Linked DNA regions of Homo sapiens: region 1 is linked to region 2. Evidence: chromatin loops called from intact Hi-C (ENCODE). Cell type or tissue: endothelial cell of umbilical vein. All regions are shown on one strand. Links, peaks and the distances in the headings refer to the core of each region. The heading gives the core; the rest is flanking DNA. Region 1 overlaps VAT1L (vesicle amine transport 1 like). Region 2 holds the start of VAT1L (vesicle amine transport 1 like).

Region 1 (2,500 bases), core at 1-2,500, 89 kb after region 2:
ACATCGTTTTGGATTGCCTCTGTGGGGACAACACTGGAAAAGGTCTCAGTCTTCTCAAACCCCTGGGAACCTACATTTTATATGGTGAGTGCAAAACAGCAGCAGGGACGTGGTCAGCAATAGGTACCTCTACATATGTGCCTGCAAAGGCTCTGAAAAGTGAATTGTGCTGATATGTTGGGGTAGTGGGATGGGGGTGTTTCATTTTTTAATGTTTCCTATAATGTTTCTATTACTGTGAGTTATTTTCAATTTTAAAATAACATGTGCCTACTGTCCTATATCCTATTATTTCAAATGGGATAAAGCAAGACCAAGCCAATGTGGTCATTGATATGACTAGAACCACTAAGGGACATCACCCACAGAAGGTAGCACAGGTGGAAAATATGAATGACTTCAAAGGAAGTTCAGAAATAAAGAAGGCATGAAGGACCCACAGTAGGATGGGGAAGAGTGGCTAGGATATGCATGTTTTAAGGGAGGATCTTTACTATTTGAGAAGTTGCAAAGTACACACTCTGCTTCCCCTAAACTACTCCTGAGCATCCCACGCAAGACAGAAGCCCTGAATAGATGGAACACATGTCTGTTCTTCTTCTCCTAAACTCCTCCTGAGCGTCCCACTCTTAAGACAGAAGCCCTGGATAGATGGAACTCATGTCTGTTTCCATCTCTTTCTACATTCACTTCTATGTCTTAGGAGTGGAAGAGATGTATGCAAAACAACTGGAAGAAGATTTTCTCCAGCAAAATGAGGCTCCAGGGCCTCCTTTCTCTCTTCTTTTTCTTCTTTTCTGTCATAGGCATGCAAACCAATTTAAACATTAGTCTCCACAGGCCGGGCGCAGTGGCTCACGCCTGTAATCCCAGCACTTTGGGAGGCCGAGGCGGGCGGATCATGAGGTCAGGAGATCGAGACCATCCTGGCTAACATGGTGAAACCCCGTCTCTACTAAAAATACAAAAAATTAGCCAGGCATGGTGGCGGGCGCCTGTAGTCCCAGCTACTCGGGAGGCTGAGGCAGCAGGAGAATGGCATGAACCCGGGAGGCGGAGCTGGCAGTGAGCCGAGACCGCGCCAGTGCACTCTAGCCTGGGCGACAGAGCGGGACTCTGTCTCAAAAAAAAAAAAAAAAAAAAAAAAAAAAAAACCACATTAGTCTCCACAAACTAAAATAGGAGTATTTGAAGCTAGATGGCATAATCTGAAGCAAAATAATATTGGGTTTATCCAATGTTTAAGATTCTTGGTACCTTGTCCCCTGTAGGTACAATAGAAAACTGAGTTTTAATTCTGGCTAACTCAGAAAAAAACACTTATTTCCCTGCTATTTCCTGAAGAGCTTATAAAATAGATATTTGAGAGGTATAAATATGCAAGCATTTTTTTGTCATCTTCAGACCATTGTAACAGAAAGAAGGCTGAACTCACCAGAGGCAGGTAAACATCCCATTGCTGGAATGTTCCAGTAATTTCAATCATAGCCATGTATTTCCTTTGAAGTGGACGTGTGGTTTATTATTATCAGTGAGAGTCCCTGCACGTTGCAAGGATATCGGATATGACTAACATGTGAGTCAAATGCAGATGGACGATGTAGTCATCCTTACTTATCATTTACCAATAATTCTATTTTTGTCCCAGTTTCTTGATGTCATTTTGGTGAAATTCAACTTGATTAATCCCATGTGAGTAGTTCACAATTATCTACTTCATTACGTTGATCACTTGGTCACTAATTAATCAAAGTCTAGTACTGGGATGCCCCGTGGTACTCACCCCATAAAAACAGAAGCAATGGTTCACTATTATGCTGGTGTAAGGGTAATTGCAGTCTTCGGCATTAAAAGTAATGGCAAAAACCACAGTTACTTTTGCACCAACTTATTAACTGGCTACTAGTTTACCCAGGCTAAATAGTGTAAAATACACATGACTATTTTATTAAATAACTCCTCTCTGAGAAGAAATTACTCCAAAATCTTTGAAGACAAGGCAGGAAAGTTGTTGAAAAAGCACCTGTATGGTATTTGAATGTTCCCCATACTGTTAAGAGCTCTCTCATTCCCCCCTCCCCTGCCCCGAAACCTTATAAAGGGTCTTTACTCTCCGTATGAGAATCTTAGGGAATCTTTCCCAACTCCACCTCCCATCTGCCCTCTGAATACTGCTTGTCCAATTGGCAAAACTCAGTTTCTCATATGCTTGTCTCAGACCTCTTTGGAGCTGACACATGGATCACACCATTTCTTTGGTCCCTGGGCCCCTTTTCATTCTCACCTGTGAGCTTCTATACCCATTTTTTCCAATCCATCTATATTTTAACTCTGCTCCACCTCTCCCACCATTTAGGTACCCAGTCCAGGTCAGAGCCCCAAGCCCCTCACTTGCTGGGGAATCAAATTCAGAATCACAAAGTAGATTCACTAAGGAGTTCCTTTCTCAGCCTCAAAGAACAGACCTAAAAAGACATTTCAGCAACTCATCATTTTATTC
Region 2 (11,750 bases), core at 9,251-11,750:
AGCCACCATGCCCAGTCACTATCTCTTTTAGAATGCCCTCTGCACTCCGGTTTCTCACAGTCCCCACCACTCTCTGTTATGTCCCACAACAGGCCCACTTCATTTGCTTCATAATGTTCTCGGGCCTGGATTTAAAGTTTTCTTAAAACAATTTGTGGTATATTTTATCTTAAGTAAGCCCCTCAGTTCCTTGAGGTCAGAGTCATGTTATTTTTTTCTTTTGTTCCTTCTACAATGCCTAACCTTGAGCAGACACTTAGAAATAGTTATCCATTTATTTACCTATAGCAGTTTTCCCCAAAAGATATCCTGCAGAATGCTAATCTTGTTAACTTCAAGGGCAAAGGGCTGGAAGTCTAATAAGTCTCAGTAAAGCTGTATTCTGAATCCCTATGTAGAGATTCAAGAGTTATGCTAAGACTCTAAATCTACATTAAAGAAAGCTGCTTAACTGTATTTGACCCAGAGTGTCTCAGGCTAATTTGACCACAGACCCTCCTTTTACCCTGGCATCCATCAACATTTAGGAAACCACTGTTTCGTTGAATAGACTTTGGAAACCACTTAACTAAACTCTAACCATTTCAAATTAGACACAGGTGTTTAATATTAAGCGCTATGACAAAGGCAGTTACAAAGTACTAACATGTAAAGAGTTTTTTTCTAAGCATAGACATTTATTTCAATCAGCTGTTTTAAATTTCTCCACATATTTGTGAAGACAATGTGATCAATGTCTACACCTCACAGATTAGAAAATGAAGCAACAGGCCGGGCACAGTGGCTCACATCCATAATCTCAATACTTTGGGGGGCTGAGGAGGGTGGATCTCGAGGTCAGGAGTTGGAGATCAGCCTGGCTAAGATGATGAAACCCTGTCTCTACTAAAAATACAAAAATTAGCCAGGTGTGGTGGCGGGTGCCTGTAATCCCAGCTACTCGGGAGGCTGAGGTGGGAAAATCGCCTGAACTCGGGAGGTGGAAGTTGCAGTGAGCCAATATCTCACCACGGCACTCCAGCCTGAGCGACAGAGAAATATTCCGTCTCAAAAAAAAAAAAAAAAAAGAATGAAGCAACGGAAAGATTAAGGAACTTGTTCATGGTTACATAGCTAGGAAAAGGTCAAGCCAGGAACAAAGCCTGTCCGATCCCAAGACATATGCACGTAGCCTCTCTTTACATTGTCTTGCCTCCCTGAAACGTTGCACCATGTTCTCTATGTGTCTGCCTCCCCACTCAAGACAGGTGCCAGGCCTTATTCATGAAGGAAGTAGCCAGGAAATTATTGTCCATTGATCAACTGTTATGCATGGGAAATAATACTTGGAAGAGTTTGGCATGGTATCTCATGCAGAATTAGATATTCTAATACTCATTTATTGGGCAATTCTCTTAACCTTTCAGAGCCTAAAATTCACATAGGTAGGAAATGGGAAAACTGGGTTCTGAACAAGTCCTGGAAACAAGGTATGTGTTCCTTCTACCTTCCTTAGTGCATATCAAGAATGCAGAATTGGGCCAGGCATGGTGGCTCACGCCTGTAATCCCAGCATTTTGGGAGGCCGAGGTGGGCAGATCACCTGAAGTTAGGAGTTCAATACCAGCCTGACCAACATGATGAAACACTGTCTCTACTAAAAATACAAAAATCAGCTGGGCATGGTGGCAGGTGCCAGTAATCCCAACTACTCGAGAGGCTGAGGCAGGGGAACCACTTGAACTTGGGAGACGGAGGTTGCAGTGAGCTGAGATCGTGCCACTGAACTCCAGTCTGGGCGACAGAGCAAGACTCTGTCTCAAAAAACAAACAAACAAAAATAAAACAAAACAACAACAAAAAAATAATGTAGAATTGGATGAATGAGTGGATAGATGGATGATTGGACAATTGGGTGATGGATGGACTTCTTCCCATTTGCTTTGTGGAAAGTACCCCATTAGGCTCTGTGAAGAGAAGGGGCATACTAAAAGGAATAGGACAGGATTTCTGAAGAACATTTCCCCATTTCCTGGGATTTAAGCCTGCTACCCTCAGAACAGGAAAGGCAAAATGTGCCCTTTTCATGGTGTGCATTTTCAGTTACATTGAGGTCTTGTAGCTTCACAGTCATTACTGCAAGGAAGCCCCAACCAACTGGATATAGGCCAATCCAACAATAAAAGGAACAAAACTTTCAGGGACATCAGCTCTTAGCCTCAACCAGAGACATCAGGGCAACAAGAGAGTGAATTAGCTGGAGGGCTGGTTCATCCTTATTTATAGTATGATGATCTCAGCTTGTAAGGTGGAAAAAACGGTGCAGGGGAGGAATTCGTCCCCTTTCTGGTTTCTGTTGGACCCTATTTGAGGAGTAAATGCTTTGTTTATTTCTGAACCTGAATTTTACGTCCCCATCCCATTACTCATCATGATCTATAGCAAAGTACTTTAGGGAAAACACAGCTCTCTGCAGTGCTTGGAAGAGGCAGGCAGCATTACTGTGTGGTGATTCATACAAGAAAACACACAGGGGCCGGACACAGTGGCTCACGCCTGTGATCCCAGCACTTTGGGAGGCCAAGGTGGGCGGATCACCTGAAGTCAGGAGTTCGAGACGAACCTGGCCAACATGGTGAAACCACGTTTCCACTAAAAATACAAAAATTAGCCAGGTGTGGTGGTGCATGCCTGTAGTCCCAGCTACTCAGGAGGCTGATTTAGGAGAATCATTTGAACCTGGGAAGTGGAGGTTGCAGTGAGTCAAGATTCTGCCACTGCACCACAGCCTGGGGTGACAGAGCCAGACTCCATCTCAAAAAGAAGAGGGAGGGGGAGGGGGAGGAGGCGAAGAAGAAGAAGGAGGAGGAGGAGCAGGAGGAGGAGGAGGAGGAGAAATGGAAGAGGAAGAGGAAGAAAAGAAAAAGAGAAAAAAATCATACAGCATCACACTAGGGGGAGGACCCTAGATAATATTCAAGGGGAGGGGTACAAGAAATCACTCAGAAATTATCTTTCAGTGTGAGTGAAATTTCAAAAACAAACTACATGATTTAAATTCCTTAGTCCTATGTTGTATATTTTCCTCTTTACTTGACCAACCATGTTTACCAAATGATACTAAACAATTGATAAGATCATCTCCACATGGATAACAGCTGCTTATGGAGATGAGTAAGAGCAGGTGAAATGTTTCTATTTCTATTCATACATGAGCAGATTAATAGAGAGCTAAAATGGTGTTCAGGGTCTTATGAGTAGCACTTTTGGTTAGGGTTTTCCTGTTAACATCCATTATAAAATTGCAGCTGGATCCCTATGGAGAGAAAACTCCAACAGGGTGAAAATGTATCTTACAGAGGAGTTGTGAGAGGGAAGCATTGAATCCCAGGGACTGGGATTCTTGGGTAATGTTTTGTTGTAGGGAGGCCATGGGGACTCCTCAATACTCCACACAGACTATCATTCATTTATTTAAAGCCCTTCAGTGGCATCTGTGGAAGATACTGCTACACCTCCTAATGCTATCTGTCCCTTTCCTCATTAATTGTAGAACCTTAGCTTTTACTTGGACATTGTTACTTAGCTAAGAAAAAACTAGGTTTCCCAGCATCCTTTGCAGTGGGATGTGGCCATGTGACTAGGCTCTGGCTAATATGAGATAAGTACATGTATTATGGTGGAGTCCTGAAGTGCCCTTAAGATGAAAGCTGTGGGTCTTTCTTCCCCTCTCACGCATCTCTGTCCTGTCACCCAGCACATAAATGTGATGGCTATATCTTAAACTATGAGAATGGAGGCCAGTGATTCATGACCTGGAGTACAGAGCAGGAAGGAACACTGATCCTTGATGATAATGTACAGCCTCCATCCCATCCTAATGTATTTTATATTCTTTAAGCCAATTTTTATTTTATTATTATATTTTGTTGTCTGTAGCTGAACCTAATACATTACCATTGCTTTCATAGAGAAGCTTTTACCGACCATGCAGATAGCCCCTTGTATTTCCCCTTTACAGCACTTATTGAACTGGTAAATGACTAATTACTTACATGATTTTTTTTTTTTTGGTTTAATATATGTAGCAGAGATGGTCAGTGCCCAACCTACCCCCTCTTGGATCTCATCACTGCCATGCACAGCGACCCCATGGCTTCCAAGTACAAACACCTGCAACTCTTTCAGGACAGCTTTGTCTGGCTGCCTATTCCCAAACAGCCCATGTGCATGGCAGGCTAGAAGTGGCAGATGGCTAGTGCCCCACAGAAACAGTCCTCAACTAAGGACTAACAGGAGCTGGTGGATTCTCCATTTTCTTTGCCTCTTGATGGGGATACATCTGAGATGTGCTCTACGCTGTCTCCTAGAGTTCCCCAGCAGGATTTAAGCAGGTTATAGCAGTGATAACCTGCTAAGTAATACACCTCATATTGGCTTCTTTCCTACCCTGTCTCACCTTCACAGACCTCTTCCAGTGCTTCCTGGGATCACTTCTCAAGCCGTATGTATGCAAATCTTCAAATTAACAAACGTTTGCTCCTGGGCAACCCAATATATACCTCCTCAACAGGGCTGATAACTCCATTAGGACTGAGAATATATTTGTCTTATTCACCATGTTATCTCCAGCATTTAGCAACAGCACAAGGTCACCACTCAAAAGGTGATAAGTATCAGTGCACTTTTTTTCCCCTCAGACACAACTAGAGTTTACCATGTAAGACCCGTCCTACAAAGTGTAGACAGGAAGTGTATACTGCCACCATCAGGATGGGCTGCACACTTCTCTAGCACTTCTCTGAAAAATAATGTTGTGCTCATTGGGAATTAACCACAAACTATAAGAAATTATGGCACAAATCCTCTAATATAACTCCCTGGATTTTGTTAGGATATTTCAACAGCCAGAATCTTTTACCTCTCTCCATTATTGACCTCCTAAATTTGTCTCCTTTTTCTTAACCTATTTGATGGCATTCTTGTGAGTAAAAGAGCAACAAATAAAACCATAAGCATTGAAGTGTGGTGGTTAAGAACATACATTTCAAAGTCAAATAGCTCCCATTTCAAATCTCAACTCTGCAATTTGTTTAGGAAGTAATTCTGGGAAAGTTACTCAGTTTATATTAAATTTTCTCCTCTGTAAAGTAGGGATAATAGTCCTATAGCATAGGATTATTTTAAAGATGAAATATGTACAACAAATGATTCTAATTGTATTGAAGAGAATACAATGCAACAAATATTATTAAAGCATATAGTTAAAGACATTGACCCTCTTCCTTAAATAACATTTCTCTGGGAAGTTACTGAACCATTCCAAATAATTTAGAAAACGATTTCTAAAAGTGTACTGTGTCCAGAATTAGTGGGTTCTTGGTCTCACTGACTTCTAGAATGAAGCCGCGGAGCCTTGCGGTCAGTGTTACAGCTCTTAAGGTGACGCGTCTAGAGTTTGTTCCTTCTGATGTTCGGATGTCTTCGGAGTTTCTTTCTTCTGGTGGGTTCGTGGTCTCACTGGCTCAGAAGTGAACCCGTGAACCTTCGCGGTAAGTGTTACCGCTCTTAAGGCAGCGCGTCTGGAGTTGTTCGTCCCTCCCGGTGAGTTCATGGTCTCGCTGGCTTCAAGAGTGAAGCTGCAGACCTTTGCGGTGAGTGTTACAGCTCATAAAGGCAGTGTGGACCCAAAGAGTGAGCAGCGGCAGGATTTCTTGCAAAGAATTAAAGAACAATGCTTCTACAGTGTGGAAGGTGACCCCAGCGGGTTGCCACTGCTGGCTCAGGCAGCCTGCTTTTATTGTCTTATCTGGCCCCACCCACATCCTGCTGATTGGTAGAGCCCAGTGGTCTGTTTGGACAGGGCGCTGATTGGTGCGTTTACAATCCCTGAGCTAGACACAAAGGTTCTCCACGTCCCCACTAGGTTAGCTAGATACAGAGTGTCGACACAAAGGTTCTCCAAGTCCCCACCAGAGTAGCTAGATACAGAGTGTCCATTTGTGCATTCACAAACCCTGAGCTAGACACAGGGTGCTGATTGGTGTGTTTACCAACCTTGAGCTAGATACGGAGTGATGATTGGTGTATTTACAATCCCTGAGCTAGACATAAAGGTTCTCCAAGTCCCCACCAGACTCAGGAGCCCAGCTGGCTTCACCTAGTGGATCCCGCATGGGGGCTGCAGGTGGAGCTGCCTGCCAGTCCCTTGCCGTGCGCCCGCACTCCTCAGCCCTTCGGTGGTCAATGGGACTGGGCGCCGTGGAGCAGGGGGTGGCGCTCGTCGGGGTGGCTCAGGCTGCACAGGAGCCCATGGAGCGGCGAGGGGAGGCTCAGGCATGGCGGGCTGCAGGTCCCAAGCCCTGCCCCGCGGGAAGGCAGCTAAGGCCCCGGGAGGGCAGCGACAGTGGGCCGGCAGTGCTGGGGGACCCAGCACACCCTCCGCAGCCGCTGGCCCTGGTGCTAAGCTCCTCATTGCCGGGGGCCGACAGGGCCGGCCGGCCGCTCCGAGTGAGGGCCCGCCAAGCCCACGCCCACCAGGAACTCCAGCTGGCCCGCAAGCACTGCACGCAGCCCCGGTTGCCGCTCGGGCCTCTCCCTCCTCATCTCCCCGCAAGCTGAGGGAGCCGGCTCCGGCCTCGGCCAGCCCAGGAAGGGGCTCCCACAGTGTAGCAGCGGGCTGAAGGGCTCCTCAAGCGCGGCCAGAGTGGGCGCCAAGGCCAAGGAGGCCCCGAGAGTGAGCGAGGGCTGTGAGGGCTGCCAGTATGCTGTCACCTCTCAGTACTGATGGTTTCCCATATTTTCTTACTCAGAGACTTTACCTCTATTAGGGGTTCCTATATCTGGCCTTCTACATCCCCCCCCACCCCCCACACACACCCCCACGTGCACATACCCTGCCCCAGACCATTTGCAAGGTAACAGAGCTGAGCTGTAATACTCTGTTTTACCATCAGTGGCCACTGTTTGACATTATGTACAATGATGTACATAATGCACATTATTCTACAATAATGTAAGAAATTCCACAACGGAGGCTCTGAGTGAATGTCCAAGGAATCAATTTTACAAATTAAAAATTGATTTATTGTGTTTATTTGGAGATATGCCATGCACTGTGGCTCTTTCCACGTTCCACCAGGGAGTACCAGAGTTGGGAATATTTAACAATAGTGGTATATAGGACTCAGAAGAGGGTATCTCCCCACCCCCCCACAAGCAGCACAGACTGTGGTGGGTTCTCTCTGGGTTGTTGTGATAATCAGCTGCCTACCAATTATAATCTGGGGTTTGTAAACAGCCAGAAGATTCCCTTGGAGGGAGTAATTATATTCCCTTTAACACACTGTAAGACAAACACTTTCTCTTTAACATGCTGTGTGCTGACTACAAAGTGGGTTTACTTTACTAATGCCAAAGGAAAACAAACACTCAGAACCAAGGCAAGGGACCTTGGTGGTACAGAGATAGTAGGCGGTGAAAAAAAAGAGCAGGGAACATTAAAAAATGCCATGGAGTATTGTCAATCAGGGGCAGAACTGGTTTGGCCTGTCCGTATAAACATGCATGATGAGATCTTAAGAGCACAGATTTGGAGTTGGTCTTCTATCTCATTATAACTAGCATGTTCCTTTGAGCACAATAATTCATCATGTTAAGATTCATTTTCATTTTCCTCTTCCATAAAGTGGGAATAGGAATTCTTACTCATGAGATTATTTTCAGAATCAAATTAAGAAATATACCTACAGTGTCTAGAACAGTAGACACCTCCAAAACAATAACATATATTGCAGATATTATTGGTGCCAAAGCTATGTCTCCATGGAATTCATCATTCCATGTATAAAATGATAGCTTCCTGCAAAGAGCATCCACAATTCTCTGCCTGGGGATTCTCTCAGCCCAAGTACATGGGACAGGATGGAAATGTCAAGGAGTTAACAATTCCAGGAACAGTTCTTGACCAATCAAGCATAGACTTTAGTGAATAAATACCTATGTCCTCACTCCTTGGGTGAGACAACTCTGAGACTTGTTCTACACTGTCTCTCAAATGTCCCCTGCGGGTTTGAGCTCCAATTGTCCACTGCGGTAATCTGCTTATTAATACATCTCATATTGGGTAGTATCAATTTTCTGTCTCACTTTCCTACTTCCCAGCCAGAGCTTCCTGGGATTACTTCCAAAATAAACGACGGGTGTTCAAATTCTTGTTTCAGGACAGAATCCAGCCTAAACACTGTATCTCACAATGTAAACAAGACAAACAATTTGGACAATTGGATTCACAATAAAATGTTCAATTCACTAACCAAGCCCTATTCAGGCTTCTTTTAGCCCTCTTCCTTCCATCCCATGGCCATTGCCTCAGTTGGGACCATTCTCATTTATTTTGTTTCTTTTTGGGGATTTTTTTTTTTTTTTGCCTGCACTTAGTCTCTAACTGATCTCGATGCTTCCAGTAACTCTATCATCTAATCCATCACCCACTTACTGTCAAAGTTATTATCCTAAAATGCAGTTCTGGTAATGCTCTCCCCATGTTTTTGTTTTTTAAGCCTTTATGGCACCAATTGCCTCTGTGATTATGTCTTAAATTTTATAACCTGGTATGTGAGAACTTTCAAAAGCTGGTCCCAATAAACCTTTCAGCCTCATCTCCAATGATTGCTAAATACAGCCAATGTTCTGCCTACATAGAACAAACCAGAATCTCAAAAGCCCTTTTACCTGTTACCTTTCTGTGTTATTTGAATGAGCTTGCGACCTTTTCTGCCAGAAGAACCTGCCTTATCCTTCAAGGTCTAGCCCAAATGTTCCCTCCTCCATGAGAACTTCTCCAACTCTCTGGACCAGTTTTTCAACAGGCTGCCTCTGTGCATATTCTACTATGTACCAATCATGTATTAAGCCCTGGGAAAACCACGCTGGATAAAAGTAGAAATAGCTCCTGCTCACATGAAGTTCACAGTTGGATAAAGGAAACAGATATTATCAGGTAAACATATAAAAGTTGGCTACAAAGGGACATAAGTGTCTATAGTCAGGGAGGACACCAATCTGGAGGTTGGAGTGCCTCCCAACAGGAATGGACCCTTGAGGTGAGAACGAAGTAGGAGTTAACACCAGATAAAGGAGATGGAACACATACCCCAGGCCAAGGGGACAGCAGGTGCAGAACCCTGTGGAAGGAGGGAAAATGGCAATCGTCTTTTTTTTTTTTTTTTTTTTTTTTAAGGAATAGAAGACAAGGGCATTTAAAGCAGTGAGGCACAGGAAGAATGAGGGGAGAGAAGAGGCAGCACTTACATCATTCATTGTACCACATTTGTTGACTGTGTCCTTCATGCCTCATGCTCTGAAATTGACCTTTTCCAATATAAGGACCATGTCTCACTGAAATCATGTCCACCCCAGCACTTCACACAATATAGAAAAAAAAATCAATGTACCCAATTTATAGATGAGTGTGTTGAGGCTCAGGAAGGTTGAATGAGTTGCCCAAGATCTCAAGGCTGGCAATGGCATAGCAACTATAATAGAATATAGACCTACTTCCTCACCTGCATCTCTTTCCTTAAACTGCCCCTAGGAAAACCACGTCCTTCCCCATTATTTTATTTCAGAAATTCCAAGTTTTTCTATGAGCTGTTTTTCTCAAAGAGCCTGATAACAAAACAAAACGCCAGTTACTACTCTGTGTATGTGCATGCATGTTGGGGAGCGGGTACACACTGGTCTTCCGGGGATCAGAACACGAACAGGATCCTTTCTGGTACAGGATTCTTGTCTGAAGCCTCTTTAATAGCCCGAAATGGTGTGGGTGGTGAGAATTCGCCGTCGTAAGGAAGCCCCTGGTGATACCCAGCAAAGAGCATCCCGGCTGACCCTGCAGGTCTGGAGTGAAAAGACCCTGCACTGGACTCTTCAGGGCAGTGAGCGGGATCTCTAGTTCCCTGCTTCCCAAACCTCTCCGCCCTTCCACCCAAAACTGGCTGTTTGAGAAACGACCCAATTTCCCGACTATCCCGCCCAGCCTCGAAGATGGGAGGGAGAGAGGGCAACCTTGTCGCGGTAAGGCATCCTCCAGGCCCAGACATTAGTCTCGGTCCATTTCAAGGCACCCGAGCCTGTGCCGTATATAACCAAGTACTGGGCCCACAGGAAGGGGGATGACAGGGTGGTCTCTCTAGGCTCGTTTTAGTCACAGATCTTCGGCAAATTTGGGTTTAGGGCCGCGATCCCGACCCTAACTTGGGACTATTTCAGGAACTGGAGTTGAGGCTTCGTTGGGACAGGAAAGAAGGGTGGGGCGGGGGTGAAGCGCTTAGGGCACGGCTCTTGTGAGGATTACGGCGGAGGCTGTGGACCGCGGCGGCGCTCGCAGAGGCTGCAGCCATTGCACAGCCGAGCATCCCACATTCAACAGGAGGAACCCGCGGGAGAGGAGCCCCACTCCCCCAGCGCCGCAGCCACCGCAGCCACCGCAGCCCGTGCGCCCCGCGCCCTCGAGCGCCATGGCCAAGGAAGGCGTGGAGAAGGCGGAGGAGACGGAGCAAATGATCGAGAAGGAGGCAGGCAAGGAGCCGGCGGAGGGCGGCGGCGGCGACGGCTCGCACCGCCTCGGGGACGCCCAGGAGATGCGCGCGGTGGTGCTGGCTGGCTTCGGGGGGCTCAACAAGCTGCGGCTCTTCAGGAAGGCCATGCCCGAGCCTCAGGACGGCGAGCTCAAGATCCGCGTCAAAGCCTGGTCCAGTATCCGCGCCTTTCTCGCTTTCTCTCTTTTTGCGCGCTGGGCGCTGGGGAGGGGGTGGGAAAGCTGCGGCTGGGATGCTGCCCGGGTAGAACCGCCGCGCGCACCCCCTCCGCGCCCTCACCCGGGTCTCAGAGCCTCCCCGGGCCAAAGCTGGGGAGGATGCAGAGGGGCGGCCTCCCCAAGCCAGATCTAGGGGTGACGGGAGGAGAATGTGAGCTCCTGGGCGCGGGGAGAATGCTGGCGCCCAGGCACCCCGGGTCTGGAAGATTGCGCTACGGGAGTTCTCCGTCTGAGAGGACAACTCAGCTTTCGCACGGGAGGGTTGATGCTTAACAGAATTAAAAATATATGTATTAAGAACCGCAAGCCCACTGTGTGCCAGCCGCCGTTGGTAGTTTTACACGTGCGATCTTATTTAATACTTCCTGGGACCTAATGAGTCAGGTGCCATCATGATCCGTTTACAGGTAAGAAAGCCGCCGCTCAGCGAGAATGAGTGATTTGCCCAAGATCAGTCAGCTGCCACTAAGTGGCTTGGCCGGGAATTTGATACATGATCTTTTTTCACCTCTATGCTGTTGTCCTGAAGGGCCTGGGACAGGGTGCAGGGCTGGATCCCGCCTCCTGCCCACTTCCTTCCCCGTAGCCTGACGGGGAAAGGAACTAGGAAGGAAGAGGGTCGGTACCTTGCACCCAGGCTTGGTGAGGGTGGAGACCAGGGCTGCAGCGCAACCCCCTCCATGCCCCTCTCCATCCTCTGTTTCTCCGAGAGGGGAAAAAACCCTGATCAGTCTCCCCGGAATTCCTGGTCCCATCTCAGAAGGAGCTCAGCTCTCTAAGCTGCCCTCTATTCCCCATTCCCCCTGGGGGAACTTCTCCAGGCCCTCACGCTCAGCTGAAATTCCCGGGGAGAGTTTAAGCCTCTCTGTGTGCGGGCACTGTAATTTCCCTGAAGTTCTGGGAAGAGCTTACCCAGCAGAGGCGGACTGGACCCAACACTAGGTTTGCATGT

Evidence for each region. A loop is a pair of places that touch in the nucleus more often than their neighbours do. Peaks named below come from ENCODE experiments on the same cell type or tissue, not always from the same donor. Only the 100,000 strongest peaks of a DNase experiment are listed, where the experiment ranks them.
Region 1: a loop joins it to region 2, with 4 times the contacts of the local background. A loop is called at or near these places in 2 of 110 quality-filtered maps.

The regions. Positions count from the first base shown.
Region 1 is chr16:77,876,390-77,878,889 of GRCh38, forward strand. It overlaps VAT1L (vesicle amine transport 1 like), which reads left to right. Exons shown (of 9, transcript NM_020927.3): 5 at 1-84. Among named protein-coding and RNA genes, the nearest start is that of VAT1L, 89 kb to the left of the region's middle. RefSeq lists an enhancer at 932-2,131. In endothelial cell of umbilical vein, for the core only: no CTCF peak of the experiment used is centred there; a DNase peak (open chromatin) is centred at 1,442; H3K27ac peaks cover 813 bases.
Region 2 is chr16:77,778,184-77,789,933 of GRCh38, forward strand. VAT1L (vesicle amine transport 1 like) reads left to right here and starts at 10,381. Exons shown (of 9, transcript NM_020927.3): 1 at 10,381-10,732. The coding sequence starts at 10,500. All of the region lies in intron 1 of LOC107984878 (a long non-coding RNA gene), which reads right to left. In endothelial cell of umbilical vein, for the core only: no CTCF peak of the experiment used is centred there; a DNase peak (open chromatin) is centred at 10,248; H3K4me3 peaks cover 779 bases; H3K27me3 peaks cover 1,349 bases.